4 separate regions of the Mus musculus genome follow, and regions 1, 2 and 4 are each linked to region 3. The links are chromatin loops, found by intact Hi-C in ENCODE. Cell type or tissue: heart. All regions are shown on one strand.

Evidence for each region. Hi-C counts contacts between places; a loop is a spot of excess contacts. Peaks named below come from ENCODE experiments on the same cell type or tissue, not always from the same donor. Only the 100,000 strongest peaks of a DNase experiment are listed, where the experiment ranks them.
Region 1: a loop joins it to region 3, with 5 times the contacts of the local background. A loop is called at or near these places in 23 of 42 quality-filtered maps.
Region 2: a loop joins it to region 3, with 7 times the contacts of the local background. A loop is called at or near these places in 4 of 42 quality-filtered maps.
Region 4: a loop joins it to region 3, with 9 times the contacts of the local background. A loop is called at or near these places in 18 of 42 quality-filtered maps.

The regions. Positions count from the first base shown.
Region 1 is chr7:98,286,035-98,294,034 of GRCm38, reverse strand. All of the region lies in intron 1 of Acer3 (alkaline ceramidase 3), which reads left to right. Among named protein-coding and RNA genes, the nearest start is that of Acer3, 20 kb to the left of the region's middle. In heart, a CTCF peak has its summit at 4,270 (motif pointing left); no DNase peak of the experiment used is centred here.
Region 2 is chr7:98,187,837-98,195,836 of GRCm38, reverse strand. B3gnt6 (UDP-GlcNAc:betaGal beta-1,3-N-acetylglucosaminyltransferase 6 (core 3 synthase)) reads left to right here. Exons shown (of 2, transcript NM_001081167.1): 2 at 1,086-3,422. The coding sequence starts at 1,086. The coding sequence ends at 2,261. Among named protein-coding and RNA genes, the nearest start is that of B3gnt6, 7.6 kb to the left of the region's middle. In heart, CTCF peaks have their summits at 2,272, 3,787 (motif pointing right) and 5,044; a DNase peak (open chromatin) is centred at 2,116; H3K4me3 peaks cover 1,399 bases; H3K27ac peaks cover 900 bases; H3K27me3 peaks cover 3,800 bases.
Region 3 is chr7:98,338,302-98,346,301 of GRCm38, reverse strand. No RefSeq gene overlaps it. Among named protein-coding and RNA genes, the nearest start is that of Tsku, 19 kb to the left of the region's middle. In heart, CTCF peaks have their summits at 1,755 and 4,715 (motif pointing right); DNase peaks (open chromatin) are centred at 1,733, 4,701 and 5,335; H3K4me3 peaks cover 761 bases; H3K27ac peaks cover 944 bases; H3K27me3 peaks cover 939 bases.
Region 4 is chr7:98,151,714-98,159,713 of GRCm38, reverse strand. Capn5 (calpain 5) reads left to right here. Exons shown (of 13, transcript NM_007602.4): 3 at 7,771-7,902. Among named protein-coding and RNA genes, the nearest start is that of Omp, 10 kb to the right of the region's middle. In heart, CTCF peaks have their summits at 4,014 (motif pointing left) and 6,175; DNase peaks (open chromatin) are centred at 3,613, 4,003 and 7,113; H3K4me3 peaks cover 537 bases; H3K27ac peaks cover 4,077 bases.

The DNA.
Region 1 (8,000 bases), 52 kb after region 3:
GTCTTGCTATGTATCCCTTGCTGAACTTCTGTTTAGCCCTCACTGACTTGAAATTGTGGCAGTCTTCCTTCCTTAGCCTCTAAGTGCTGGGGTGCAGCTGTGTCACCACACCTGCCTAATAGATGCTTCTTTTTATTTTTTCATAGCTAAATACTTTTAATTGGAATATTTAGGACATAAAGTAAATCTATATTTTTCTTGTATTAGAAACTACCAGACTTTCTTTTTAAGACAGCATCTGCTGGCCTTCCTGGCCCCTGGGAATACAGTCATGTGCCTCCATGCCTGATTTAGAATACATCATCTGGTCCACAGCATTGTCAGTGCTTTGCTTCAGCTAATTTCATTTTAATCATTCTGGTGAGCATATACTCACCTATCATTTATCTAGTTTATTTATTCTTAGGTATTCAATCTTTTCCACTTGTTCACACTACTCTTTTCAGAATTGGTATTCACATATATGTTATACATCTGTGTCTCTTTCATTGTTCATATTGTTCTATGAGAGATAATAATTAATTATCTTTTGAAAATTTGAAGTTTGGTTTATTTGGCAATAAGTAACTGAAAATAGTGTTTGAAGTTTAGTTTGAAATTTAATTTTCTTATTGTGTAAACTTGTTATGCCAAATTATACCATGACTTTTAAGACTTAGAAGTTGAGACTAAAAAATAAGAACAAAGTTTAGTACTTTCATAAGCTGTTTTATCTTTCTAGAATTTTACAAGCATCCTTTTAGTGATCTCTATAATATATGCATAATAATCAAAAGAGCTATTTTACTCACTGAAAGTGTGTAAGTAGCTTAAAGTTGAAATAATTTATTTGGGGGGCTGGCAACAATTGTTGACTCATCCTAGAGGTGAACTGTTAGCTCTTAGGTATGTTCTCTAATTTCTCACAACAGTCTGCTTTTAACAGTGGTGACTGAGTAGATTAGAAGAGCAAAGAAGAACTCCAGAATTAGAAATAGTAAAATTGTGGTATTATCGCTGACTCTATACACATTGATAAGCTTGAATTATTAACTCTTTACCTCTATGACATGTCATCTCTTTCCTCTGGTAATCACTAAGACCTGAAGTCTGCTTTCTTTGATGCTAGTGTAATCACCTAGCTTTTTCAAAGTTTATGTTGGCATTGCTCTTCTCTCCTTCCTTTTAATTTTTAATCTATCTGTAAATTTATACATGTAAAGCACTTCTATAGGATTTACAGTTTACTCTTTATGTTCATTTTTTGTTAGTTTAACAATTTCTTCTTATTTTAATTTTTGGTTTATGATATAAACATCTTTCTTTATAGTCCAGGATGGCTTTGAACTCAGGATGCTCTTGTCTCAGCCTTCTGTATACTGGGATTATAAGCATGAGCCCCCATACCTGGTTTAAATCCGTCTTTTCATTGGCATACATTGTCTGTTTATAGGTAATGTTAGTAGGATTTGGTTATTATCTTTTTTACTGTCTTCTGCATTTGTCCTTTGCCTTTTCTCATTATTTTCCTGTTGTCTTTTGAATTAATTTAGCTATGTGTTTATCTGGCATTTTAGCTGGTCTAGTAGCTGCTCTGTTATCTCTCTTTACTATTGCTTTAGGGGTTGCTCTCACAGGCATGTTCAGCCCTTTGCTAGTATTAGATGTGTCATCCAAAAAGTTTACACTAATAAGTTACAAAACAAAACAAAACAAAACAAAACAACAACAACAACAAACCGATACAAAACAAATGAACAAAGACAATCTTTTAAGGGACTTGTAAAATGGCTCAGGTACAAGTCTTCCTGCACAAGCCCGGCTACCTCAGTTCAATCTCCTAGACCTACATAAATGTGGGAAGAGAGATCTGACTCCAGTTGTCCTCTGGCCTCCACACATGTGTTATGGGCATTCACCCTCCCTCCCTCCCTCCCTCCCTCCCTCCCTCCCTCCCTCTCTCCCTCTCTACCCCTCTCTCTCCCTCTCTCCCTCTCTTTTCTTTTTAAATTTCATATAGATGTGAATAGGTAGTTCCTTAAGGATATCAGATAATCCCAGACCTAGTGCTAATTCCTGAAACGATCCAAGGCCTCAGTCTTATTCTACTATGAACATTGCATCTCACCCTTCTGTGGTACCCAAACAGGCAAATCATGCCCTTCCCCTTGCTCTCTTGGGGCAATTTTAACCTGGTTACCATATTGGTTTTTAATTTCCTTTGGTGTCACATTCCTCAGAAGTATCTTGAGTTTTAATATTGTTTAAGAATATATTCATTAAGCCCAGTGATAGCACATACCTTTAATTCCAGCATTGGGGAGGCAGGAGCAGGCAGACTGGCCTCTGTGAGTTTGAAAACAGCCTGGTCTACATAAGTCATTAGCCAGGGCTATATAGACTACTTTAACCAGGTCTATATAGCAATACCTTGTCTTGGGAACAAAAACAAAACAAAGAATATATTTATTGAAAATTTCCAACATGTTTGCATATTTGTAGTGCAAGGATTTTTGGGCTGTCTTTCAAATATTGCTGATAGCTATTTTCTCTTAACCAAGAATTTATATATTTTAAAACTAGCAGTTTTATTGAATGTAAATAAGTGAATAGATATTTGAGATAAGAAAGCCATTTAGGTAGTAGTTTACTGGATTTCAGCCATATAGCTTTGTAAGTCTGCTGATTTTTCTAAATTATTCAGAAAAGCATAGTTTTTTTTCTTTTCTTCTTTCTGTCTTTTTTCCAAACATGCTCTGAGCTTCCCCACCAATTTGGGCTTCCTTACTCTATAAAGCTATCCTTTCTGTCATGTGTTTGACCTTCATGCCAACTTAAACTGCATGGCTTTATTTTCCTTCTCACCTTCAATCTTTTCCTCCAGACAGCTTCTGAGGTTTACAGGTTGCCTACTCTGAGGGCTTTTCCTTTAAACCTTAATGAAATTATTCCTGAGCTTAAAAAAATAACCATTAAGCAGTATTGGCCTAATAGGAGTATAGTGTTGAGAGGTATGACATAGGAACACTTTATAATCTGCCTTTGCTTCCTTCTAATGTGATCTCAGTTCTGTAAACACTTGTACTCTATGTGATGCTGCTGTCACTTTCTTTTTCTTTCTTTTTTTTATTAATTTTTTTATTAGGTATTTTCCTCATTTACATTTCCAAAAGTCCCCAATACTTTCCCCCCCCACTCCCCTACCCACCCACTCCCACTTTTTGGCCCTGGCGTTCCCATGTACTGGGGCATATAAAGTTTGCAAGTCCAATGGGCCTCTCTTTCCAGTGATGGCCGCCTAGGCCATCTTTTGATACATATGCAGCTAGAGTCAAGAGCTCCGGGGTACTGGTTAGTTCATATTGTTGTTCCACCTATAGGGTTGCAGATCCCTTTAGCTCCTTGGGTTCTTTCTCTAGCTCCTCCATTGGGGGCCCTGTGATCCATCCAATAGCTGACTGTGAGCATCCACTTCTGTGTTTGCTAGGCCCCGGCATAGTCTCACAAGAGACAGCTATATCTGGGTCCTTTCAGCAAAATCTTGCTAGTGTATGCAATGGTGTCAGCGTTTGGACGCTGATTATGGGATGGATCCCTGGATATGGCAGTCTTTAGATGGTCCATCCTTTCTTCACAGCTCTAAACTTTATCTCTGTAACTCTTTCCATGGGTGTTTTGTTCCCAATTCTAAGAAGGGGCACAGTGTCCACACTTTGGTCTTCGTTCTTCTTGAGTTTGATGCGTTTAACAAATTGTATCTTATATCTTGGGTATCCTAAGTTTTTGGGCTAATATCCACTTATCAGTGAGTACATATTGTGTGAGTTCCTTTGTGATTGTGTTACCTCACTCAGGATGATGCCCTCCAGGTCCATCCACTTGCCTAGGAATTTCATAAATTCATTCCTTTTAATAGCTGAGTAGTACTCCATTGTGTAAATGTACCACATTTTCTGTATCCATTCCTCTGTTGAGGGGCATCTGGGTTCTTTGCTGTTACTTTCTTAAACAGAGCATAGCTTCATTGTTTTGTGTACTTGTTTAAATGGTTCTTTCTATTGGTATCTCCTGCTTTATCCTGCCACTCCCTCTCCTCTACTTGATTAATTCAGACTTATTTTGACTTTTTTTCTAAATTTAAAATTATTTTAGGTTTTGAAAAATCTTTTTGGGTTTGGAGAGATGGCTGAGTGGTTAAGAGCACTGGCGGCTCTTCCTGAGTTCAATTCCCAGCAACCACATGGTGGCTCATGACCATCTATAAAGGGATCTGATGCCCTCTTTTGGCGTGCACGTGTACATGCAGCAGAGCATTCACATACATAAAAATAATTAAGATTTTATTATAAGGAAGCACCCTCTTAGAGGCCAAGGGTAGAGGGGTGGGGGGCTCATTGGAGGGGGAACAGGGAAGGGAGATAACATTTGAAATGTAAATAAATAAATAAATAAATAAGTAAAAAACAAAACACTGAAACCATCTGATGGAGATCTTTTTTGGTGATAAGATTAAAAAAGTTTTCACTTCTAGAGAATTAAATAATTCCAAGTTTGTCTCAGTGTTGGTAATAATCTTTTTCTTTTGTGCTTGTTTTTTGTTTTACCTTTTATTTCTTTAAGCATTATAAAATGCTCACTTATATTTTAATTTTTTCATCTTTTATTAATTCTTCACTTACCTTTTTGTTGATACCCCCTTTTCCAAATATATTTTTTATGTGTGTGTGTGTGAGAGTTTGAATGTATACCACATGACTGCTGGTGCTGGTGAAGACCAGGAAGTGTTGGATCCTCTGGAGCTGGAGTTACAGGCAGTGTTGAGCTACCCACTGTGGGTGCTGGGAATCAAAATTAGGTCTTCTGGAAGAGCAGCCTGTGTTCTTAACAGCTGAGCCATCACTCCTGCCCCTGTTTGGTTGATTCTTTTGTTTAGTTTATGTATGTTGCTCAGCAGTATTATATATTTTTTCTCCCACTTATATACTGAGGTGTAAACTTTAAAAATGTAAAAAAGGATATAAAGCAAAAGGGGGAATGATTTGTTTGCTTTTTAAAAAATAGATTAATTTTGTTTTGTGTGTGAGTGTTTTGCCTGCATGTATGTCTGTGTACACTGTGTGCTTGATGCCCATGGAGGTCAAAGAAGGCATCAGATCCTCTGCAATTGGAGTTACAAATTGTTGTAAACCACCATGTAGGTGTTGGGAACCAAATCTGAGTCTTCTTCAAGAGCAACAAGTACTCTTAACCTCTGTACCATTTCTCCAGCTTCAACAAATGATTCTTTATAGCAGTGACGAATTCTTTAACAGTATAATTTTTTAAAATTATAAGGCATATAAGTAAATACATTTTAGAAGTATAGGTAAGTTCAGGTTTATATATACATATAGTTTGCTTGCCCTTAACAATTATTAGTACAGAGTAACACTTGTTATTTTGAATCTTCTGTATTTCATTTCCTTTGTTTTTCATCCGGTGGGATAGGAAGAACATAATTTGTCTTTGACATGAGGTTAAGTCCACATATTTCATTCTAACAGCTATACTACACAGAGCAATTTATATACTTTCTATGGGGATCAAGTTCTCTGGTAAGTAAAATAAGGATAATAACACCCAACCTACAGATGGCATTTTATATCTAATGATGTCATATAAGTCAGTTACTGTTGTGATTCCAAAAATATAAAAGATTGTTTCTGTTTCTTTTGTTTTAATCTGTTTTTTTTAAATTCTATTTATTTCAAGCAAAATGTGAAATTCAGTATTTAGATCGTAACTTATTATGTGTGTTTGATACTGTTGCTCTACTTGGATCACAGAAAAACCTCTGTTTGGTGCCATGTCTCACTCAACTTGGCCGATCCATTCTGTTGTCTGTGGTTTTCTGTCAAGCAGTTGTCCCAGACCTTAAGCTGACACTTGGGCAATAAATGCATACCTTAGGGGGAAAAATGTCTTGTTCCAGTGAAAGTTGGTCCAGAAATTCTGATAGAAGTAGTTTAGTTTATTTGAGAGATTTGAGAATTAAAAAAACAAAACAAAACTTACGTGTATATTTTTCAGTTTTTTTTTCTCTAGTACTTAGGAATCAGATTTAAATTAAATACCTTTTAAGGACTTAGTTAAGTAAATTCATAATCCTATATTTTTACCTAGTACTCTTTTAAAATTAATACTTAGCTGCTTATACTGTTGAAGACTGAAACTTTGCTACACATAAACAACCAGTTACACATTTTCAAAGGAATTTCACAGCTTATTTTCTGTATAACTATATCTAAATATAATTTTTTGGTTTTGTTATTCATATTTACAAGGAAGCTGACTAAAAGAATTATTTCATTTGTTACATAACTTGAAAAATGTTTGAAATATATTGACTATTAGTAGAATGGTAATTGTACTTACTTGAATACATTTATAATGAAAGTTTGTAGTCATCAATTATGAAGAGAATCCAATCTTTACTAAAATATTTAACTTTATTTTAAAATTCTAAATTAATAGGTTTTCTAAATAAAGTAAGTAAAGGCTTACTGAGTTTATTTTTTTTATTTTCTAGATTAACAACTATACACACATACACAAAATCCAGAATGATATAAGAAAAAATAGTTCATAGAATGGAATTAGAAAAGATATCTTAAGATTAAAAAATATATGTATATGTGTATGAATTTGTTTGTACACATGAATGCAGTGCTTGCCAGAGACTAAAAGAGGGCATTGTGTGCCCTGGAGCTGGAGTTACAGGTGGTTGTTAGCCACTTGACATGGTATTAGAAACCAAATTCAGGTCCTCTGCAAGAGCAGTACAGTTTCTTAACAACCACTGAGCCATCTCTCCAGCCCTAAGAATAGAGATTTTATAATCAATATCCTTGTTTGTGAATCCTGACTTTTCCTTGATGTTCTTTTGTTTGTTTTTTGAGACAGGGTTTCTTTGTGTAGCCCTGGCCATCCTGGATCTTGGTCTGTAGACTAGGCTGGCTAGTCTTGAATTCAGAGATTCATCTGCTTCTGCCTCTTAAGTGTTGGGATTAAAGGTATGCGTCACCTTACCTGGAAGAGATATTTTATATAAGACAAGTTGTGCTGGGCCTGGAGCGAATAGGGGTCAAAGCGAGTTGGGGTCGGAGCAAGCAGCAAGCGGGGCCAGAGCAAGTGGGAGAAAGGGAAGGGGGAAAAAAAAAGAAAAGAAAAGTTGCTTAATTTTTCTTTAGTTGTCTGTAGCTGTCATACTGGATTATCAATTATCTTACTGGTTTAGATAAATAATGACTTCCATAGATGCTAAAGTAGCATATAAATGTTGGTTAATGGTCCACAAGTTTACTATAAATTTAGAATATGGTTTTGTACTCTGGAGGCAGAGGCAGGTAGATATTTGTGAAGTTGCAGACTAACCCCAGATCTACATAATGAGACCCTGTGTAAAAAAAGTCTTCACTGTCTTTGAAATTCAAATTATCTTCCTTTTTGCTTAGGAACTGAAAGTTATTTATTTTATTCTAAAAAATGTCTGTTTTACTAAAAACATTACTCAGTGCAATGCCTAAACCCTGTGCTCATAAATTATAGAGTGAAGGGATGAAGAAAGATAGTCTCTTAGCACCATTATATATTGTCATTAAAAACTACCTTTTAATTTATAAATATACATAGACTCATTATCATAGAATGTGTTACCTTAAACCCACAAGAGTTATAGTGGCGATATCATGTATGTAATTATTTCAGATTTGGAAGCAGTATAGTACAATTAATAAACACAGTCTTAGAATTGAATCTACACCTGCATTTTCATTAGCTGAACAACCATAGACAAGTCATTTTTTTCTTTTGATCTTCATTGTCTTTACTAAATGAATCCTCTCGTACATTTATCCACTTAGAGAATTGCTTCAGAAAGAGAGTATCAGTGGTGGTGAATATATTTATTATAAATGAGGAAACAGCATAAGATGTAGACACTTTTTGTTTTATAAGAATATGAGCTGGTTACATGACCTACT
Region 2 (8,000 bases), 150 kb after region 3:
GGGGAATGATTGACAGTTTGCCTGCCCTCCTTTGACTGCCAGTGAAGCTTTCTCAGGGTTTCACCTCTTCCAAGTGTACCACAAGAAGGGTAATAAAGGCAGGTGAGATCAGTGCAGGTTAGCAAACGGCACAGGACAAAATTCCAGGGCAGGAAGAGGCATTTCAGATGGCCAGGTGAGAGAGCAAAGTTCAAAGTTTACTCTTACCGCCTCAAACAGGGAGTGGCCGCTGGCCGTTCCTGTAGGAAAGTGTCTTAGTCAATGTTATCATTGCTGTGATGAAACATCATGACCAAAAGCAACTTGGGGAAGAAAGGGTTTGGCTTACATACTATTGTCCTCTCAGCCTGTGCTGGATCCAGCTGGACAGAGATGGAGAGGAAAGGATATACCAGCGAGAAATGTAGAATGCAGACATCAACAGATTGTGGGGAGGAGATACTATTTGAGCAAAAGGGGGAATAGTGGTACCATGGACAGAGAAAGGCTGGGCGGAAGCTCGCCGCAAGGCAGGGACTGACTCTGAACACGTGTCTGTCATCCTGGGTAACATCTAGGGGTATCCATTAGCCATGATACACACAGCTGTGAAGGTGAACACACTCTCAGCTTGGGAGACCTAAGACGTTCACTGTCCTCAGGAATTTGGACCCCACCTCACCCCCATTCCTTATTCTGTTTTAGTTCAGTTTATTCTCCTGCCGCAGCCTGAGCCACCCTATCCAGTTTATATAGTGTGGGGTACACAAACCAGGACCTCTTTCATGCTAGATAATATTATACCAACGGAACCAGGCCCTGTTGTTTTGTTTTGTTTTGTCTTGTTGGGATTTTTGGTTGGTTAGTCGGTTGGGTTATGGTTGGTTGGTTAGTTGGTTTTTAAAGCAAGGTCTCAGTTTGGCCTTGAACTCACTATGTATCAAAGCATGATCTGAAATCTGAATCCTCCTGCCTCTTCCTTCGTTCTCATGTGCTAAGAGACTACAGGCCTAATTCAGATTCTGGGAGAGACCTGATAGGAATAAGGAAGGATTCCTCTGGTTTAAAAGACTCATCTATGACTCCCCTCCCCCCACCCCCCACAGATGGCTTTGCCCAGCAGCCGCAGGTTCAAGAGTCCCACGACACTGGCTTTCTTTCTAGTGGGTGTGACTTTAGTGGTGCTGAATCAGTGGTTCCTCCAGGAACACAGGCAGGAGAAAGCCAAGGGTCCTGTGGCCACTCGCCGGTCTTTGGCAGCTGTGGTACAGCGTTCGCCGCTCTTCCAGGTGCCCCCCTGCGTGGCCAACGCCTCCGCGAACCTCCTGACTGGCTTCCAGCTGCTGCCTGCTAGGATCCAAGACTTCCTGCGCTACCGCCACTGCCGCCGCTTTCCGCAACTGTGGGACGCGCCGCCCAAGTGCGCGGGCCCCCGCGGCGTCTTCTTGCTGCTGGCCGTGAAGTCGTCGCCTGCGCACTACGAGCGGCGCGAGCTGATCCGGCGCACGTGGGGCCAGGAGCGCAGCTACAGCGGCCGGCAGGTGCTTCGCCTCTTCCTGGTGGGGACCTCCCCTCCCGAGGAGGCGGCTCGCGAGCCTCAGCTGGCCGATCTGCTGAGCCTGGAGGCGCGCGAGTACGGCGATGTGCTGCAGTGGGACTTCAGTGACACCTTCCTCAACCTCACACTCAAGCACCTGCACCTGCTGGACTGGACAGCGGAGCACTGCCCGGGCGTGAGCTTCCTGCTCAGCTGCGACGACGACGTCTTCGTGCACACGGCCAACGTACTGAGCTTCCTAGAGGTGCAGTCGCCCGAGCACCACCTCTTCACCGGGCAGCTCATGGTTGGTTCTGTGCCTGTTCGCGAAAGCGGGAGCAAGTACTTCGTGCCCCCACAGATCTTCCCGGGCGTAGCCTACCCTGCGTACTGCAGCGGCGGCGGCTTCCTTCTGTCCCGCTACACAGTCCGCAACCTGCGCAGCGCGGCACACCACGTCCCGCTCTTCCCCATCGACGATGCCTACATGGGCATGTGTCTGCAGCAGGCCGGCCTGGCGCCCAGCAGCCACCAGGGCATCCGGCCCTTCGGCGTGCAGCTGCCCAATGTGCAGCGCTTATCCTTGGATCCCTGCATGTACCGCGAGCTGCTGCTGGTGCACCGCTTCGCGCCTTATGAGATGCTGCTCATGTGGAAGGCGCTGCACAACCCAGCGCTGCACTGTAGCCACAAACAGGTTGCAGGATCTCCCACGGCCGGAGAACAGAACCCCGATGCACACTGATGTCCCCTTGAGGACGGATCTGGAAACACATGTTCCTGACCTCAACTTCAGGGGTTCTGGTTCTATTGCTCAAGAGTGGCTTCAAACATGTAGGTGGCGTTTTTCTTGTTTTAAGCCGACTCCAAGGCCTCTGGGCTGGGGCTATCTATCTGTTCATCCTCACACAGCAGCCTTTCAGGGCATCTGTCTTCTATCTTCCATTCTTCGTGGGCAGCAAGAGAGGCATGGCGGCCAAGATCAATGTCAGCTTTCAAGTGCAGCGCTGTTCAGAGGTCAGTTTACATTCAGAACTAAAGGGGTGTCTGGCAGCCTCGCTTCTACCATGCTCCAGGGCTCTTGTGAAGTCAGTAAAAAGCAAAGGCCCTTAAGGGCAGCAGAGGGAAGACCTTCACAGCCATTTTTCTGTAGCACTGTGAAGTCCCAGTAGCTACAGCCTTGCCTCCCCAGTGCTTTAGGAAGTGCACGTTTGAGTGGACAGTGGCCATCTGTGAGAACATTATATTAGTTTCCTGTTGCTGCTATAACAAATCTTCATTAACTCTCGAAGCCTAGGAACAAGCCCGCGTATCCTGTAGTTCTCCGACAACACAGGTCTCACCACCGGGTTAATGTCAAGATGCTGGTAAAACTGCTTTCTTTCCTAGTATTCTATGGGGGAGAACCCCCCCCCATTCCCTAGCTTCTAGAGGGAGAGGTTCTTCACCTTCAAAACCAGAAATTGCTACATTTCCCTACAGCCAAATCTCTCTCTGACTCTTCTTTTTCCTCCATCCTCAACTCTCCTTCCCTGGAGTTAAAACCTGGGTCCACCTGACAGTCCAGACTTAGCTTCCCGTCTGTTTGTGGAGACAGACTCAGGTAGCCCAGGCTGCCCTGAAACTTTGTAGTCAAGCATCATCCTGAATTCCGGAACCTCCTGCCTTCACCTCCCCAAGGGTGGACTGTAGATTTGTCTCCATGCCCAGCTAATCTCTTCATGTTGTAAAGCCAGATCACTAGGTATATTATTGATCATCATGTCGTTCACATGTAACCTAATTTAGTCACAGGTTTCAGAGATCAGGGTGTGGACATCTTTGGAGGACCATTGGTTCTGTCTTCCATGATGCCACACATAAATGTGTGAGATAAACGATAATAAATGAAGGAAATGAACACATGACAAACGTGCTTTCTTCTCAACAATCAGTCCTGATGCCAGCGCTTATCGAGGACAATTGAGCATCATTAATTCCGAATCCCCTGCTTTGATGCCTTGTTCTCAGTTCCCTGGCAGAAGGTTGTCTCCATTTTGGGGGTAAAGGTATTAAGATTCTGGCATTCCGTGTTTAGGAAGGTGAGAAGGCAGCAGATTTAGGTCTGCTATGTAACTCTGGGGCCTGCTCACTCGTCTCTGAGGCTGGATTACTCTAGTGTCCAAGAACAGGAAAGGCCACTGGGTCCAGGGAACCCCAGCACCACCTGAAGTCACCTGGAAGAACAAGCATATCTTTCAGGTTTGGCCTTCTGGCCCATGTGCCGCCAGGGGGCACACCTGACCCACGGTCCGTCTCTCCTTGGTGGCGCTAGGCTGGACAACTGGGCTGAGGTGTCCGGGTGGCCAATTCCAAGCGGAGTCCAGAAAGGCATGGGGCACCAGGCTTTGTTAGACTAGTGGCTGGGAGCCGGATCATACCTGGTATCACCCGCCCTCACTCCGCACCCAGTACCCTCAGGGAAAGGCCACACTTGGGTGCCCCGACTCCTTTGAAAAGCCTAACATAATCTGACTTCCCAGGAACCTAAGGACTTGGAAAAAGAAAGACGTTCTTGACTCACGACGATAGATTAAAAAATCCTACGTAAGTATGATATCCCCTAGAAGGGTGTGGTGATACATGCCAAAACCCCAGCCCTCCCGAGGCTGAGGTGCAGGGCCCCGAGTTCTAAGCCTGGGCTAAAACTACTACAAGACCCTGTTCAAAAGGAGAGGAAAAAGACAAGCCTAGGCTTCCCTGGAGTTCATGTTGAGTTGAGAAAGGCTTTGGAATACTGATTTTTTTTTTCTGCCACTGGCTCCCAATTCCTGGGGTTATAAATGAGCTCCACCATAACCCCCAAAATTATTTTTAAAGTTTCAGAAGTTAGGGCTGGAAAGATGGCTCAGCAGTTAAAGACACTTGAGTTCATTCATCCAAACAGCAGTTATACACAAATAATGTGTGAGGATGGGGGGGAGGGGGGTTGTTGTGTCTTAGAAGGGACAGGAATGGTGGTTCCATGCTTAAGAGGTTATACAGCTATAAGACCAGGGTTCAGTTCCCAGAACCTACATGGTGGCTTAAAAACCATCTAGAATTCCTGTTCTTGGATCTAATGCTGTCCTCTGGTTTGGGGGATCACTAAGGTTATGTGATGTTCATTACTCACTCAGGTACATACACAATTTTAATTTTGTTAAGCCTCGGAAGTTTACAGCGAAATCAAATTAACACCCTCTTTTTAAAATATGTATTTATCTAAGACATGATCTCTCGAGGCCCAGGCTTGCCCACAATTGGCTTCCTAGCTGAGAATGGCCCCAAATTCCTCATCTCCTGCCCTGGAATTCCAAGTGCTGCTTTTCTAGGTCTTTCTATAAGGATTTCACCCTTGGAATAAAGTTCTTACATGATGTAATCATACTTTTAAAAAAATCAATATATTGCTTAATTTCATATAAAATTTAAACAAAAGAAAAACACATTAAAGTAAGTATAGCTTGGGCATATCAAATTTTTTTCTCTACATATTCCAAAACATTCCTTTAGGGGGCAGAATACCTTCTTGAGAACTGTTAGACTGCACAGAGACTCACACACAGATAGATAATTGATTAAATTAGTAAGAAAATACATCCTTTTCCAGATGCAAAACAATTATGTAATAAATGTAGTTTCGATATCAAGACATCAAGAAAAGCTTGCTATTGCTTTGTGGATGTCCCTTTGTTTTGGTTTCATTTGTTTATTTCAGTGTTTTGAAACAGGGTCTTGCCCTGTTGTCCAGACTGGTCCCAAACTCATGCTTTGTAAGCCCAGTGCTCAAGCTGAGGCAGGAGGATTGCCTAAAGTCTAGGCCAGTCTGGGTTACAGAGCAAGTCTCCAAAAACAAAACAAAACAAAACATTGTAAAACGTCAGTATAATAAAATCCAATGTACTTGGGACTGAGTTCAAGAAGACACAGACAAAAGCAGTAATATGATTTAAGATGTCTTTAAATATGTAAATTAACGTCTAGAGACAGCATGTCTTCAGGTAACAGCTAAATCCCTGATTCACTGGATTCTTGGCGCCAGAAACAGGAACTATCAGACTGCTGTGGTATCCGTGCGGTGCGGCTAGGGTGAGGACTGATGTCCAGGTAGAGAAGAGACTTCTTCAAGATCACAAGGGTCTACAGAGCATCAGGGACTAAGTACCCCGTCTCCTGCCTGTTCCTGAGCTCTGAGCCCCAACACCTGCTGGTTTTTCACCCCCTGAACAGAGAGCTGCAGAGGCCAGAGGCCAGCCTGAAGCTGGCAGGAGGAGACAGACAGCAGTTTGGTTGTTTGTTATCTTTATAGTGTCTGCTACTGGACTGGCCCTCCCTTCGCCCTATAGGGCTTGAGGAACTGCCAATCTTCAGCATTAAATCAACATCCTAACAATGTCTTCCAGAGAAAGGCCCCTCCTCCATCCTGCGACAGTCATTTCAAACTAATCCTGGCTACTGTAGGCTGCCTGCCCCCAGCTTGCACCCCACCCACCTGTGAATGACAAACAGCTTCCCTCAGTGCAAAAGAGATCTTTCCAGATTGACCTCAGTGCTCCCACAGATGCTGATGTGCTCCCAAGGATGCAGAGGACATCAGTTTTCAAAATATCCTTGCTCTTTATTCTTGCCCTCAAGACTTATAAGCAGAGTGAAGACTGAGTGAGATTTTCCCATGGCCCTTGGCTGCTGGGGCAGGGGGCTAAGCTGAAGCAAAAGGAAGGATGGAGATAGGGGGGAGATGGTGACCAGGAAGCCCCACCTATAGAAGGAAGAAGAGGAGGGGTCTAAGACCCCTCAGGATTGGGAGGGACTTGGGGCCTTGTCAGGATGGGTGGGAGGAAGTGTCCTTGGGTTTCAAGTAAGGTAAAATTAATTCCTAAAAGGTGGGCATAATGTGAGGGGAGACTCTGGAAGCTCATGAGGGATATAGAAGTCCCTGACACACACATCTGCCCCAGAGATGGGAACAGTTGCCAGTTTGCTTGGGACTCCAAAGAGCAGGATCCCTGATACCAGCTCACCTTTATGTCCCAGGGACCCAGTGTTGTGAACTAGTTAATACTTTATCCAGTGTCTTTGGCTTTCCATTTGTGGGACTTAAAGGCTTCCTCTTTGAGTAAGCTTTACTATCCCTAACCCTCAAGTGACACCAGATCCACTGTCAGCCATTAAGGCCCACGTGGATACCCTCGGCACCCCATAAGCCACTTGATTCTAGTACTGAGCAACTCACACAGAGCAGTGTCAGAGTCCAGACTAGAGAGACACTGTGGACGCTTTTGCCTGCCAAAGACAGGGACATGGATAGGAGTCCCCACTCCAGTGTGGCCTATCTCAGCACTTTGAGAAGCAGTGTGTGAGTTCTTCAGGAGTTAAACATCACTGCCAGGGTGTGGTGTACACACCTGGTACACAATTGCCATATTAGCACTTGAGAGGCTGAGGCAGGAGACAGAGTTCAAGGTCAGACAGTGCTACACAGGTGGACTCTTAAAATAACAAATAAGGGGGCTGAGGAGATGGTTCAGCGGTTAAGACACTGACTGTTTTTCCAGAAGTCCTGAGTTCAATTCCCAGCAACCATGTGGTGGCTTAGGCTATCTATAAAGAGATCTGATGCCCCTTCGGGCATGCAGGTATACATCCATACAGAACATTTATGTATCAAAAAAAAAAAAAAAACCCAAATAAACCAAATAAAATCCAAGCAGGTGTGGCAGCGCATAGATGTAATCCCAACTGTTGGGCGGGGAAGCAGGAGAGCCAGAGTTCAGTGCCTCTCTCAGCTACATGGAAAATTTAAAGTTATAGTAGACTATATACATGAAACCCTGACTCAGCATATAAAGGACTTGCTACCAAACCTGATGACAGTTCAGTCCCTGGGTCCTATATGGCAGAAGGAGAAAACCAATTCTTGTAAGTTGGCCTTTGACCTCCAGACTTGTCCCCCACCATATAGAATTTTTAAAAGTATTTTCTTTATGTTTAAATTTTATATGTACAAGTGTTTCATCTGTGTATATGTTTGTGCACTACAGACCTAAACAACTGATCTTAGGTTGAATGTGTTGGTGGTTGGGGAGACAGCTCAGCAGTTAAGAGCACTGGCTGCTCTTTGCAGAGGACCTGGGTTGAATTCCCAGCACCTAGCTCAGAACTATCTATAACTCCAGTTTCAGGGGATCTAACACTGTCTTCTGGCCTCCAAAGGCACAAGGCATTCATGCGTTTCACAGACATACATGTAGGCAAAACACCCATACACATAAAATAATAATTAAAAACAGATAAGTAAACATCAAAATCAAGTGTGTGACACTGTGGCTGTGGTCCGTTGTCATGTGAGGACATGGGCTTGCCATGCTGAGGCTGTGGTCCGTTGTCATGTGAGGACATGGGCTTGCCATGCTGAGGCTGTGGTCCGTTGTCATGTGAGGACATGGGCTTGCCATGCTGAGGC
Region 3 (8,000 bases):
CCTCTGTGATGGGCAAGGGCTCAGGATGTCTGGGTGAGCCTACAGGGAGGACATGCACTGTTTCATGGGGCCAAAGAGGCACCTGCCACACTGCCAAGGGCTGTCACCTAGGAATGCTTTCTAAGGTGCAGACTGGAACAGAGGAGGCAAGATGGCAAAGCACACAAGGAAGGTGGCAGAAAGACAGGACCACATCCCTCCCTGTACTGCCTCTTGACTGTCAATGAGATGTCCTCATCAGACTAGTGTCCTGGTCTTCACAGCCTGGCCTTCACACCCACTTTGAATCCCAGCTGAACCTATGACTTCGATTAGGACAATGCGATTTTTATTTTGTTTCATCTTTTTTTCAAAGTTTACATTTTTAATATATGCTTATATGGATGCACACACACCAGAGGACACTTTGCAAGAGTTCATTCTCTCCATTCACACATGGTTCCCGAGGATGGTGCTCAGGCTGGCAAACTTGGAGACAAGCACCTTTACCCTCTGAGCCATTTTGACAGCCCATGGTTTGTTGTTTGAAATAGGGTCTCACCGTATAACTTACTCATTCTAGCCTGGAGTTCACTTCAGGCTCCCGAGTGCTGGGAGTATAGGCATATAATACCACACCCAGAACTGGAAGATGTACTTTAAATACAGGATAATGTAGAAGGCGGCCCATGTTAAACCTATCTTGTTTTATTTCCTTATTTATTTTAAACTTTTAATTTTTGTGGTACAAGGGAATTGAACCTAGAGTCTTACATCTTCCAGGCAAACTCTTCACCACGGATAGACATACACACATATATATTTCCCCCCTCAGCATAAGGCCTAAGTCTTAAGAGGATCTGGTTTGCTGCCATGGGAGCTCTGATGTGCCTTGTACAAAGTCTACCGAGAGCATGTAGAAAGCCCCCAAGACTACATGAAGAGAAAGAGAAGCTTCAGTCTCTCTCCCAGCAAGTTGAAGACCCTAGCTGACTCCACTCATACTAATGCCGGCCAAAGCAGACCAGTCAATCAGCTGAGCCCTGCCCCGCTGCCAAATCAACAGCAGATAACATGACGGTTACTCTAGGCCAATTCAACCCGTGCTGAATTAGCAGGATTCATAGTGAATTCAACCCATATGACAGCCCCCACAGGTCCCCAGCCTGCTGCCACATTCCTGCCCTCCTGTTAAGGTAGCCATGGGAAAAGGGTGGCTGAAGATACAAAGAAAATTCGAGATGAAAAAGATGTAGTCTTGGAATACTGCTATTTCAAGAGCCCTGCCTGGCTGGTGTTTAAAGTGTTCCATGAGCCCATGCAGCCAGAGGCTCACCTCTACTTGCAGGTTTGTATTACATCGCCCCTGCCCGGCCCTGCCTGTCTCCACTCCCTGCCGGGCTGACCCAAGTTCACTGTTCTGTTTGGGTGTCTTTACCCTCCCCTGGAGGCTTTCTCATACCCAGGGACTTCTGAGGAGTGAGAACAGAGTAGGGGAGCCTGTGGGAACCCAGGGGCTCCAGGCAGAGTTCTTCCCACAGATGTGAGGAAAGTCACACTTGGATCGAGCCCTAAATATTCTCTGTCACACAGATAGTAATTCCCTCAGCTTGCCCCACACCCTGTAACCCTGTGAGAGTGACCTGTGAGGCTGGAGGAAGGGGTTGTAGACAGACAGGCATCTGGCAGGGATCTGGGTTCTGAGTATGTTCAGGGGTGGCTCTAGACAGACCTTCCCTTTGCTGCTGTGTGAAAGAAGACGGCTAGGGGGCGGCAGAGGGGTGCAGGGGAGTGAGTGCCTCTCTGTCTTCACACCTCCAGCCTGATCAGTTTCTATCTGCCCTGCTTCAGCTTCCATGTCACCCCCTTCCAGCAGGGAGATGCTTTTTGTTTGTTTATATGTTGAGACAGGGTTTCTTTGTGCATCCCTGGCTGTCCTGGAATTCACTCTATAGATCAGGATGGCCTCGAACTCACAGAAATCCACCTGCCTCTGCCTCCCCATTGATTAAAGGTATGCATAGTCCTGGAGTGTATTTGTCAGATATACTGAGGACAGCAACAGTAACAGATATACTGTTACTAAATCCCTAAAGCAGTGATTCAGGTCATGAGTCTTTAGGGCTCTAATGATCCTTTCACAGGGATCACCCTAAACCATCAAAAACATGAACATTTATATTACTATTTATAATAATAGCAACAAAGTAATTTATGATTGGGGATCCCCACAGCATGAGGAACACTATTAAAGGGGTTGCAGCATTGGGAAGATTGAGAACCATTGCCCTGGGGTCCTTAATCCCCAGACTTGGGCCTGATACATAGGCCGATTGTGGCATACATATCTGGTGCATTAATAATTAAGTCAGTTACTGGTGGTTAGGTCTAGAGTAGTTGTTGGTATTCTGTCTGGATTCCACCCCCACAGTTACCTGGCAACAGCAAGGTAGCCCAGTCCACTATAAAAGGGGCTGCTTGCCCCCTCCTCTCTCTCTTACTCCTGCTTCCCTCTTGCTTCTCTCCTACCCTCTTGTTCCCCCTCTCTCTGCATTCCCTTCCTCCCTCTCTCCACGTGGCCATGGTGGGTCTCTGCTTCTCTGCTCTCTCCTCTCTGCCTTTCTCTGTCTCTGCTGCTCTCTTAACTCCCCTCCCCATTCCCTGAATAAACTCTATTCTGTGCTGTACCGTCGTGTGACTGGTCCCTCAGGGGGAAGGGATGCCTTGGCATGGGCCCGCCGAGGCACCCCCTTCCCCCACACCTCACCACACCACCTTAGATCATATATTAATATCTCTTTATCTTTTTATGATCACAATAGTTAAGTAGCTTTCTGGGTGTACACTTCAAGTTGTATTTCAAGCTCAGGGCAGAAACCAGTTTTCACAGGGCTGGAGAAATGATTCCATAGTTGATAGTGCTTCCTGCTCTTACAGAGGACCTGAGGTTGGTCCCCAGCTCCCAAGTCAAATGCTTCACCGCTACCTATAACTCCAGTTCCAGGGCATCCTATGTCTTCTTCTGGCCCTCGTGGTACCTTACACATGCACATACACACATACACATAAATAAAAAGAAATCTAAACAATAAAAGAAAGAGGGTTCAGAGAGATGGCTCAGTGGTTTAGTGCGCGCGTGTTGCTTTTGCAAAGGACCAGGGATTCCTTGCACCTCTATGGTGGTTCACAACCACCCAGAACTCCATTTCTGGATGATGCTATGCCCTCTTCTGACTTTAGTGGTCACCAAACATGCATGTGGTACAGACACATTCATGTAGGCAAAATACACATAAAATGAATAAATCTACAAAGCATGGACACCTACAAAGATGAGTACAAATAAATGAAAGAAACCAGATTTTGCTGTTTCTGGTGTGGAGGCCCTGCCCTGCCCTCCTTCTCTCCCTTTCTCCAGGACAGATGCCAGAGCCTCAGGCAGCAAGTGTGCCCCACCGTCTGGAGGTGGGCTAGGACAGTTGACCCCAGTGAACTTCCCCTATGGTTTTCTAGCCCCTTGACCTACGCCCACTCTGCTCTCCCTTCTTACTGATGATGAGAGTGCCCCAAGTGCCCCCATCCATGGCCCCATGGGCTCAGAGGGGTCTCTCCCTCAAGCTGCAGGAAACATCTTCCTCCCCTGCATGATTTCAATCGTGTTAGCCAAGCGAGGAGCTCAGGCCCACGTTTGCTCCTTCTGGGAGGTCTATGCCCCAGCTTGGGGGTGTGAGCAGCTGAAGTGCAAAGGATAATCCCAGAGTACTAGAAAGACCCGGAAACCATCTTATTTTCCCAAGTGTCTCACAGTTTAGCTTTAGGATTACATAATCTTTAAACTTTCACATGGGTGGGTGTGGTGGGTGTGGTTCAGGTCTTAGAACAAGCAGATCCAGATGGATTCTACTGCATAGCTGATACTGGAGTTTACAAAAGGATCTTACACATTTGAAAGCAGGGCAGGGATGTATGTCACAAGCCCCCCTCCAAACTGCCCTCTTTTCTCTCCTCTTAGAACGATTTGTGTTGACATGGAAAAGAAAAGAAAAGAAAAGAAAAGAAAAGAAAAGAAAAGAAAAGAAAAGAAAAGAAAAAGGAAAGGGAAGGGAAAGAAAAGAAAAGAAAAGAAAAGAAAAAAAGATGAGAGAAGAGAAGAGAGGAGAGGGGGGTGTCAGGGAGGAGAGGAGAGGAGAGGAGAGGAGAGGAGAGGAGAGGAGAGGAGAGGAGAGGAGAGGAGAGGAGAGGAGAGGAGAGGAGAGGAGAGATAGAGGGGGCTAAGATGATGTTGTAGCTGACAGGCTGGCCCAAAGGACCGGCAGGAGGCTAATTCACGAGGGGTAACCACTTTCTCTAGTGGACCTGTGAGAGATGACAAGAAAAATAAAACTCGAAGTCAAAGGCGACAGAATTCTAAGAGTGACAAGTGGATTAAGGAAGAAGGAGGGGTGGGTTGTGAGGAGGCGGGAAAGGGGGCTCAGCTCAGTTCTCCGTGGGTTTGGACGCCTCCCCTATCTGCCTCCAAAGCCTTGCATCTAGCAGAGACCCTACACATCGTCTTGGGGCACCCCGGGATAGGCTAAACTCAGCCCTGACCCATAGCCTCCCATGAAGGAGCCCCAGGCCAGCAACACAAGAAAGCAAAGTGACTGCGTAGTCAGGCCCCGGACTTCAGTTCCGAGGGTCTGACGGGGCGGAACTAAGAGCTTCCGGCTAAGCTTGTCATGGAGTTAATGCCCGGCAGGTGGCGCTGGGATTCCTACTCTGGTGGAAGCTCCTGGGCTTCTATTTCCTGCTTCCTTCCTGGACTCCTACTGACAGAAGCAACAAGTGAGTTGGAGGATGCTACAGGTCCGGAGCAGAGGGCAAATTCAGAAGCACGTATCTGATGACCAGAATTTTTCACGGTTACCAGGAACTCCATTCTCTTCACATAGTCCCCTCTGCTACAAGAACTTTCCTGCTCTCTGTTTCATAGAATTGAAAAATATTAATCCAGGTTCCCTAATAAATAGGGTTTTTGTTTTGTTCTGTTATTTTGTTTTAGAGTTTCCTATGTCCAAACCCAGGGATAGGTACTGAGGAAAGATCAGCGACTAAAGTCTCTGATGTTCGAGATGTTGGCACCTAGTTGGGAAGGGACAGCCCACACACACTGGACATGTTAAACAAGACCACACTACATACTGCCACAAGGTACAGAAGCAATAGATCAGTGTTCATAGGAGAGAATCGGGTCTCCGCGCTCTTACCTCTGAGCTGAGGTCTGAATGGAGGCCAAGCGAGGCCTGCAGGGACACTTCCCAGGGGAAACTCAGATGCCTCGCCCGTGAGAAAGGGACAGTGGGCAGGTGTGCAGTGTAAAGCCAACAGGGCAAGGACAGAGGCCTCGGCTGCCCGGGAGGCTACACTGTGGGGGTGTGCATCCCACCCCACCCCCACTGCAGAGGCAGCAGCTCAGCCATCTGAAGGATGGCCTGGACACACAAAGATCACTGCTGTGTGAGTACAGAACTGGCCAGAGCTGCCAGAGAGGAAGTCATTACCATCAACTGTGACGATGGCAGCTCGGTGGTAAAGATGTCAATGAGAATGAATGTAAAGGGTTTGAACTGTTTCTGGAGTTAAAAAACAAAACAAAACAAAACAAAACAAAACAAAACAAAACAAAGAGCAAAAAGCAAGCGAAGGAACAAACAACAAAATCCCTATCAACAAAAAGGAGTCTGATGAATCCAGCCCTGCGATGGCTTCCTTCTTGCTTTATCAGAGAGATAAGAAACGGAGCAGAGGGAGAAAACAGTTTGGCCAGGTCCCATAACTGATTAGTGATAAAATCTGGGCTTAAAGAGCATTGCTGTCTGCCACCCGTAGAGGGTTGTTTAAAGACTTGACTCAAAGCAAAGGATGGAAACCAGAGAGTAAGCTGCCCAGGCACTGATACAAGCTTAACATCAAACCCAGAGACCCTTTGCAAAGCGTTACCAAGGTAACCAGGTACTGCCCTCAGCATAGGCTCTACTGCTCCTTCAACTCTGGGAGCATCTCCATAAGGAGCATTGGTGAGACCCTGGCACTTAAGTTCTTTTGACTGTCTGTCCCCTGTGTCCCCTACACACACAGCCATTCCCTATCCTGACTCACTAGGGTTGGGTGTTGACAATTAGGGGCACTAATGAAACAAACACCACATCTCCAAAATTCGGGAAGAAACTGAGCAAGGAAAACGAATTAAAAGGGACCCTGGTAAGCAGTGTGCTTGTTACTTCTCTTGCTATTTTCCTTTCCTTCATCTCTGCCCCCCTTCCTCTCTGCCCCCTCCCTTCCTCCATGCCCCCTTTCTCTCCCCCCCACCCCTGCACACCCCTCCTCACCTTCCTTCCTTCCTTTCTTTCTTTCTTTCTTTCTTTCTTTCTTTCTTTCTTTCTTTCTTTCTTTCTTTCTTTCTTTCTTTCTTTTTTGTTTTTTGAGACAGGGTTTCTCTGTGTAGCCCTGGATGTCCTGGAACTCACTTTGTAGACCAGGCTGGCCTCGAACTCAGAAATCCTCCTGCCTCTGCCTCCCAAGTGCTGGGATTAAAGGCATGTGCCACCACCGCCCAGCTACCTTCTTTCTTTTGAACCTGTCTCTGTGTAGTCCTAGTTAGCCTGGAACTCACTATGTAGACTAGCCTGGCCTTGAACTCACAGAGATTCAATGTTTACCTTCCAAGAGCTGGGATTAAAAGTGTGGGTTGCTATATCTGGCCCTGTTTCATTTTGTTTCATTTCCTTCCTTCCTTCCTCCCTTCCTCCCTCCCTCCCTTCCTTCCTTCCTTCCTTCCTTCCTTCCTTCCTTCCTGTTTGTCTTTATCTTCTTTCCTATTAATGTTTTAGGTGAGCACAAAAGGCAGTGTGTTTGGTTGCAGCATCTTCATACATACCTGCCATCGCACTTTGTTCTTGTCTCCCCTCCCCCACTACCCACCCAAGTTCTTCCCCTGCCCTCTAACTGATTTCCTTCCTTCTCCAAGTTAGTCCTTCTTCTGCTTTCTTAAGACTTTCCATTACCCTCCCAACTTCCCATCTCCCTTCAGAGCCCTTCCTCTTCTCTCATGACCCCTTTCTGGTTTTATGACCTGTACTTATATAGATACATGTATATAAACACACACACACACACACACACACACACACACACACACGTCATTTTAAATCTTACTTCCATTTATAAGAGAAAACAAACGTGTGGTGTTGGCATGCCTACTGCAAAGTAATTGCACTTCTATAGTAGGTTTTGATTTTCCCAAAAGCCTTGTGAAGAAGCAACATTGTTAGCACTGTTGGCTCCCTATGGATGAGGCCACCCACAGTCTGAGGGGGAGCTAAGATGATCTAGGGCAGTGGTATCCACCTTCCTAATGCTGTGACCCTTTAATATAGTTCCTCATGTTATGGTGAGCCCCCAACCATAAAATTACCTTCATTGTTACTTCATAACTGTAATTTTGTCACTTTCATGGTGTAAATATCTGTGGTTTCTGATGGTCTTAGATGGCCTCTGTGAAAGGATCATTTGACCCCCCAAAAGGTCATGACCCACACACCAAGAGAGAGGAGAGAGCAGAAGTCTGGTCCCTGAAATTATCCTTCTGGTGTGGTACGTGGGAAGATGGGGAAGGGGGAAGGAGATGGGGTCTCAGAGGGTTGCTGGGAATCAGGATTCCCCTGCAGCGGCCTATGACACTTGTTCCCAGTAAAGAAACACAAGGTCTCACACTGGACATCCCAACAGCAGTGTTTTCCCTGGACTTTTAGGAAGTCCTCCCTAACTGGAGGTGAGAGGAGGCTGTTCCAGGTCCAGACAGCAAGAGGACAAACCAGTGCAGCTCTGCTAAAGAGCAGTTCCATAACCGGAAGTTAAACGACAACAGTAGTTCCACTTCCAAAACGCTTCCCTTGGGCCTGAGATGGCCTGATGACCTGAAGTGGTGACTGGGAAGAGCCACCTCCTGAGAGCTGTCCTCTGGCCTCCACACATGCACATGG
Region 4 (8,000 bases), 190 kb after region 3:
ACATGTAGTCCTGAACAAAGTGTCCCCTTCTCTGGGCCACAGTTGCTCATCTTTAAGTGGGGGAGAATAATTCGTGTAGAGAAAGGTTTCTGGAAGTTGAGATACTGGAGGAGTCGGACACCCGGAAGCAGCAACAATCTACCACAACAAGCTACTGGCATCTTTCTTGCCAGCTCCATGATGGGGAGCCAGCCAGAGCTGGCCTGGTATCCTGTCGTTCACTCTGCAGGGGTGTCAGGTCTCACTCTCTTTTTGTATCCATCTTACTTCCTTCTTTCCTGTACAGGGAATATCTGCCGCCTCCCTCACTGCTGGTTAGAGGAGGCGATGTGGGTGGGGACCTCTGGGGAGCTAGGGATGTGGGCAGAAACCTCTTCTGGTTCTCAGGCTAGGGCAATCGCTGTCTAGCCCCCCCTCTTACCCCGCGCTTTCTGTCTTCCCTATGTCTGGACATCAGCTTGGGCTCTCTGGATAGAATGCATCAGGGTAGGTGGGAACCCTATGAGCATTTGTCAGTTGTGCAACTCCTAGCTTTCCTTGAGGAAGCCTGGTGCCCCACTAGGCAGCCATCTAAGGGATTTATGCTCATTTGGGAAAAGCTGCTACTCTCGAGTGCTGGCCATTTGTCCTGCTGAAGGAAGGCTTCTGCTCTGCCTAAAACTGACACTCTTGGGTGGTCCCTGTCTGCATAGAGCACCAGGGAAGGTCCTGGCATTAGAGGGGACAGAGGAGACAAGGGATGGATTCCTGAAGAAGGAGATGAGGGAGGGAGGCGGGGCAATTGCAGAGGAGACACCAGTTTCTTGATTTTTCTGTTATGTCCCAGGCAAAGTTCCTGCAGTGGCCTTTCCCTCTGCGGTCGTAGGTTCAGGAGTGGGCAGAGGGAAAGAAGGTGGTGTGCCCCACAGGTGCAGCTGTGTGCACAGCAGCACAGCTCTTACGACCCTCACCTTCCTGGTTGTGTTCCTGGCTCTGTACCAGCTGAAAACCTGAATTTCTTGTCGAGCCAGGAGGGGCGTGGCTCAGGCCCGGTCAGATCTGGACCAGCTGGTCTAACCAGCTGAGGTGACTGCAGGTTCAGAAGAAGCCAGTGACCTGGAGATGTGTTGGTCAGAGGAGCAGCGGTACCCCAGCCGTGTGTGTGTGTGTGTGTGTGTGTGTGTGTGTGTGTGTGTGTGTGTGTGTGTGTGTTTCAGTGCAGGGCTCACAGCAGGCCCTGTACAGTCTGGTCTAGGGCACTTTGTCATTCCTCCATGTTCTATTGGTAGCTTCTGTCTCCAACTTGCTTCCCTGTGCCAAATACCTCCCTCCCCAGGGAGCTCACTGGCAGGTAGAGGACTGTCTTAGTTGGGGCTTTACTGCTGTGAACAGACGCCATGACAAGGCAACTCTTATAAGGACAATGTTTAATTGGGGCTGACTTACAGGTTCAGGGGTGCAGTCCATTATCATCCATGGCAGCAGAAGGAGCTGAGAGTTCTACATCTTCATCTGAAGGCTGCTAGTGGAAGACTGGCTTCCAGGCAGCTAGGAGGAGGGTCTTGAAGCCCACACCCACGGTGACACACCTACTCCCACAGGGCCACACCTTCTAATAGTGCCACTCCCTGTGCCAAGCATACACAAACCATCACTAGGACCTACAGGCAGAGTAGGTGCCCAGTGTCTCAGGTCCAGCTTATATTTACCAAACAATCAGAACCAGGAAGAAGGAGCTGACCAAAAGAAATAGATTCATTTACAGATTTGGCCTTGCTCGCCCTGCAGAGTTACACTTCATAGTAAGAAGAAACAAAAGCCAGGACATCTGAATATGCAGATGAGTTGTCTGGCAGGAGACCTGAATATGCAGATGAGTCAGTTGTCTGACTGGTGAGACTAGGAGCTCTTTCCTGGGAGCTGCCTTATCTCTAGGGACTTTCTTCTGTAGCCAGAGGGATTTCCTGGAATAAAGAATGTTTCAGAGCCGCCATTAGAAAGCCGATGTGGGCAGGGCTGGAAGGTGCTTGGGTAGCCTGGCATCAAGGCAGGGTGTGTGTGCTCGTGTGCATGTGTGTATTTGTATATAAGTGTATGTGTGTGTGTATATAAGTGTAGGGTGTGTGTATGTGTGTGTGTGTGTGTATAAGTGTAGGGTGTGTGTATGTGTGTGTGTGTGTGTGTATATAAGTGTAGGGTGTGTGTATGTGTGTGTGTATATAAGTGTAGGGTGTGTGTATGTGTGTGTGTGTATAAGTGTAGGGTGTGTGTATGTGTGTGTGTATATAAGTGTAGGGTGTGTGTGGTGTATATATAAGTGTATAGGGCATTATATGTGTATAGGGGTGTGCATATATGTGTAGGGTGTGTGTATGTGTGTGTGTAGGATGTGTGTATAACTGTATGTGTGTATGGGTGTGTGGCGGGGAGGGCAGTTTTCCTTCTGGCTGTGGCTAGAGCCTGATTTCATCTTCAGGGCACTTGAGGGTCCTTGTCCCAAGCTCCTGCCCACTGCCTTCCCCACTTCAGCTCTGAAGATGCCACCTTCCTGACAGCCTCTCTGGTCTCATGGGTCTCATGCTGTCACAACTCCATTCTCCTGGAGGCTCAGGCCTTGCCTGCTCTTTCCAGCAGCCTGCCTGTAGTGGGGCCTGTCCCTAGCTCACTGTGGTCAGCCAGTGATTCAGGAAAGGTAAACTCTGGTCCTGAGAATCCTTGGCTTAGAGCGGTGGACAGGGCTTAGACATCTTGCCCTCCTTGGTCCTGTGGACACGCAAGGAAGGGTGATATTTCATCATTCCTAGGACCCAGCACACCTAGACAGAGGCCGTAGAGCAGACCGCCACATTTGAATCTTGGTTCATCCTGCTCTGTGGCCCTGCACAAGTGGCCTTGTTCCTCTGTCCCTTGTTGTCCTTGTCTGTGACAGAGCTACCAGTAGAACCCTGTCCTCAGGCAGGGTCCTCCTGCCCCCGCAGGGATCAGTTCTTAGAGCTGTTTTTGTGATGTTTTCTCAGAGGTAACTCAAGGTAGCGGACAAATCCCAGGTGCCATCAAAGTCGGGATGTGTCCTAGGTTAGAGCTGACCACCCTGTGAGGCTTCAGATGCAAGCAGAGTGCTCAGTGTGGCATAGAAGCTGGATTCTGGAATCCCATCTCTCCCAGACTTCTTTCCAAGGCCGGGGTGGGCATGGCAGAAGGGTGTTCTGGGACCCAGAGCCAGGCTGGTACAGCTGTGTAGTGGCAGGGAGAGCCCAGGCTGGGAGCCCAGCCAACCTCCTCTGCCCTGTCTGCTCATTCAGTTGTGCCTGACCTTGGGCATCTCTGCCTCATCTGGAGCAGGGGTCCTGTCAGTCACGGGACACTGATTGGGAGGTCCTGAGGTAGACAAGTGCCTTGATGTCATCTCCCTCTGTAGCCCTAGAGACAGCGGGTGCCCTGGCTGTGAAGCCCCTCCCCCATCCTTCCTTCTTTTGCGGGGGGGGGGGGGGGGGAAGGGTGGGGGAGTGAGGCACTGCAGAGACACCCCTCTCTCAGGCTGAAAAGCCAAGCGGGTGCAGTTGGCTGGAAGATAAGATTAGGAGGAAGCAGGGCTGCTGGAGCTCAGCTTCCGGCCTGAGCTTCCTGAGAGTGGCCATGGGGACAAGAAGCAGGCTCCCTGACTGGGTTTCTTCTGATCAAAGATAGCAGGACACAGACCAGTGCCTTGGAGGATCCACCATGCAGCTTGCCCTGGCTCCCCAGCTAGAAGTCTTCTCAGCTACTGTCCTTGGGGGAATTGCTCATCCTGGCCCTGTCATTCTGGTTTTTTGTTTTCTGGGCAGATGTGTCCCAAACACCATATCGAGATTACAGCATCCCACTTTTTTCCCCCTGCAGAGTCCCGCACCTCCTTCTGTGGAGGCCACACATAGCCCTGTAGGACCAGCATTTAAGGACTTGGTACAGAGAGGATGAGCAATGGCCTGTTTTTGCACATCTTCAGCAAGGGCATGCAGGCAGGAATTGAGTTCTGCCTTCTAGGATCTCCTGCCCTCTGCTGGCTGCCTGCGTGTGACAGCAGAGCCCAGAAACAAACGTAGTGACTCCCAAACGGGCTTCTAGCTCCCATTATGTGCTGGAGACATTGGGGTGTGGCTTTTCCTGGGGGGTGAGAGAGAGGGGGGACTGACAGATCAAGGAAAGGGCCCTGCCTTAGGCCACCCTAGGGGAACCAGTGAGTTTATGGGCTGCTCACAGGACCACTCAGGCCTTTGCCACTAGGAAGTAAACTGCTTTGTAGTGGTGGAGAGGGTCTCAGGGTGGGAGGAGAGAGGGGCTCCCAGTGTGGTGCTTCGCAGCTGTACCTGGTCCTTGCACCACGAGGGGCTGGTTTCCCATCCTCCACCCTGCAAATGCAGGAGCACAGAGGTGTTCAGACGTGTGTCCAAATCTCTGAGACATAAAGGAAAGTGTAATATAATGACATCTTTTTACAGAGGTTGGCAGGTTCTCTGAAGGTCTGCCGCATCCGGTTCAGGAAAACGCAAATTGATCTGGGGCTCATCAGTTAAGAGAATATTAAAAATCAGAGTAAAACAAACAAACAAACAAACATCAGTTAAGAGAATATTAAAAATCAAGAGTAAAACAAACAAACAAACAAACAAACGAACGAACAAACAAACACCTCCTGGGCCATACAATGTGACGGGATTCCACTGCTTGTCTGGTTGTTCCTTTTAAAGAGCAAGGATGGGGGCCACCTCTGAGTTTGATCCCTGAGGCCCATGTGAAGGTGGAAGGACCAGGGCACGCATGTGCTCCCGCACACATGCACATCAGACATGTCCACACAGGAATGATGCTAAGTTAATTAAAGACTCCACCTTATTTTGGATCTCTGTCACCCAGACTCATTTTCCATGAGCCATCTGACTTTTTATTTATTTATTTAGCTCCTCATAACCTGGCTACTGAAAGGGCTTTAGACAAAGTGATAGAGTTGAGATTTCCCACCTCAGTAGTCTCTTCATTTTTCCCAGCCACACATGGCTGCCTTTACAAGTCGGATCTCAGTGCAGGGTGAGTCCCCGCAGTACACCCACCCCTACCCTCTTACAGGAGAGAAATGTATAAGCCAAATCTGGAGTGGGTGTTAATTACAACCTACTCAGAACAAGGTTAATATCAATATTTTTCAACTTCAGGGTTCCGTTTCCTGACTCACTCGTTACTCCCACCCACCCCCATATATTCCGAGGTTGCTATGAATCAAGGTATATGTGACTCCACCATCTGTTAAAACTCAAAAATTCCGTATATCAGCGGGAAAGCAAAGAATCCACAGCTCATTGTGGGGCCTCAGGTTGCTCCGCCCAGCCCTTACTGCAGGGAATTCCCATGCCAAGTCACCCCCTTCCCCTACAGAAGTGGGTGCCCTGGGCTCACCTGCATCTCCCTAACATTCACCCCTTTGCTGAGCAGTTGTTCAGGCTTGAAGCCTTCCAGGAGTTTCCAAACACAAATTTGACTTTGGCTCATTTTTGTCCTTTAGGCAGGCTGGTTTCCTCTGGGCAGACAACTCAGCCACAGCTGCTTGTCCTGTCACTCTCAGCCAGGGTCACACAGCTGTCACCGCAGCTTCTTAACAACCCGTCCCATGTGTGCTTCTTTCAGTGACTGCGGTATTAGTCTTTAGCCAGTCCATCAGCTGTTTTGGAGGACCCCGGGGTTCCCATGTGGTGGGTCCCATACAACAAGGATACCATCCCTCACCGTATAGCATGGGTGTGCTAAGGAATGATGCTGAGTTCATTAATTTAATATCATTTAATTTAAAACTTTCAATGCTTAATTTAAAATAAAATATTAAACAAAATTAAGAATTAAAAATTAGCCGGGCGGTGGTGGCACACGCCTTTAAACCCAGCACTCGGGAGGCAAAGGCAGGCGGATTTCTGAGTTCGAGGCCAGCCTGGTCTACAGAGTGAGTTCCAGGACAGCCAGGGCTACACAGAGAAACCCTGTCTCGAAAAAAAAAAAGAATTAAAAATCAATTTAAGGGTTAAACTATTTTAACTTTTTAATTTCTTATCACATAGAGGCTTATTACCCTGGGATTTTTCCTGGGGGTGTGCCTCAGCCTGAATTTCCCTGGCCCTAGAAAGCTCAGCCTCGGTTGTAGTGTCTGAAGGCCCTCAGCTAGGGGGCGTGTCACTCCAGAATGTGTTCCTACAGATGCTCTACCCTGATCTGTCTGTGGTTCTCTCTTCTGTTTAGATGCCACTGATTTTGTGACTTTTTTCTGGCAGGTATGAAGGCATTTCTATCCACCCCTGACAGAGAGAGCAGGGGCAGATCAAAGAAAGGGTTTTGTCCAAGCCAAACTCAGAACCAGTGAGTTTGTTGGAGTTACAGGGGCAGGGGCCATTCATAGGCAGCTCCCAGGACTCTCATCCCCAGTCAACTCTTTCCTTAGGGAGCAGCAGTTACAACATCAGGACTCGGGGTGGGGAGCCTCAGGAAGATCCTGGGGTGACCTCTCAGGGTCTCTGATGCTCATGAGGCTGGTGAACACCTCCCCTGGCCCCTGCCCAAGGGAATGCAAATAGTCCCAGCTCATGGGTCACCGCAGCTGCTTCAATATGGAGATGATCTTGCCAAGCCCGGAGGGAGCAGCTCTATCACAGGCATCCATCCACTCAACCTCTCATCTGTGAAATGGGCAGAGTGCTCAGTTCTCAGGGCCAGCAGGCTTGGATCATGGTGCCAGCACTATATCTGAGTTATAACGCTGTGTCTTGGTGTGCCCGGTCCCCCACCTTCTCACCTCCTCAACTCAGCTCTGGGGGAGCTAGGCACTGATGGAGAGGAGGCTTGGGTGGGCCTGCTGAAGGCCGACACACTCACAGCTCTGGGAAGACTTAACCTGGGCAGGGAAGGGACCCCTCACACCCAGCCCTGCAGGAGCCTGGCCCACATGGAAGTATTAGGCTCTGAGGCTTCTGTGACTGTATGTAACTCCCTTAGGCTATTTGCTCTCTCAGAGATCCAGCCAGAATCTGTCTCCAGGCCCGGCAGGGTGTCAGGCCTTGTGGGAGACGGAGAGCTACAATTTCAGTTTGTGTCTCTCAGTGCAGAAGCCAAAGCGGTAAATTTCCCACCCCGCAACCGTCCCCTGGGGGCCTTTATGGGCCGCCCTGGAGAGTGAGCCAAGCTTCCAGGAACTGGGGGGAGGGCAGGACCTGAGTGCTGCCAGACTCCTCCCAGCCGCTGCCCTAGACTGGGTCCCAGCATGTCCTATGCCCCTGCAGCCATACCTTCTGGTCTCCGTAGAAAAATCCAAAGGATTTCTGGCCCATTCGAGCATCCAGGTATCCTGTGCTCTGACAAGTCCCTGTTCTTCTCTGGGCTTCCACTCCTCATCCTTAGAATACAGTAGCAACCCCGTCACCGCCCAAAGCTCTTCCCTCCTTTTGTGATCACCATGAGTCCTTTTGGAGGATTGTCACTTGACTGCACTGTGGTTGGTCTCTGGGGAGACCAGGTGGTCAGACAGGGAGATCCACGCAAGGCAAGAAGATGGTGGCCCAGGGTGCAGCACTCTGAGGTCCTTCCTCGGCCACCACTCCTCAGCACACCTTAGTGGAAAGAAGTTTCAGAAAGCTGGATTGAGGGGTCAGTTGGCCTCACCCCTGCCTTTTGTAGGGGAGGGGCTGGTAAGCCTCCACAGGGCCAGCTGTCCTTTTCCTGCCTCGGAGGAGCACCTGCTCCCTCAGTTCCTCATGTTACTCCCCTCCATCTCTGCAGGATATCTGCGACGATCCCCGGCTCTTCGTAGATGGCATCAGCTCCCATGACCTGCACCAGGGCCAGGTGGGCAACTGCTGGTTTGTGGCTGCCTGCTCATCACTGGCCTCCCGAGAGTCACTCTGGCAGAAGGTGAGGCCTGGGGACAGGAGGGTGCGGGGGGTTAATCAAATAGCCCACGGCTCTCACTACCCAACGGGTGTGGCATCAGTGAGGAGTGTGGCTTCCTG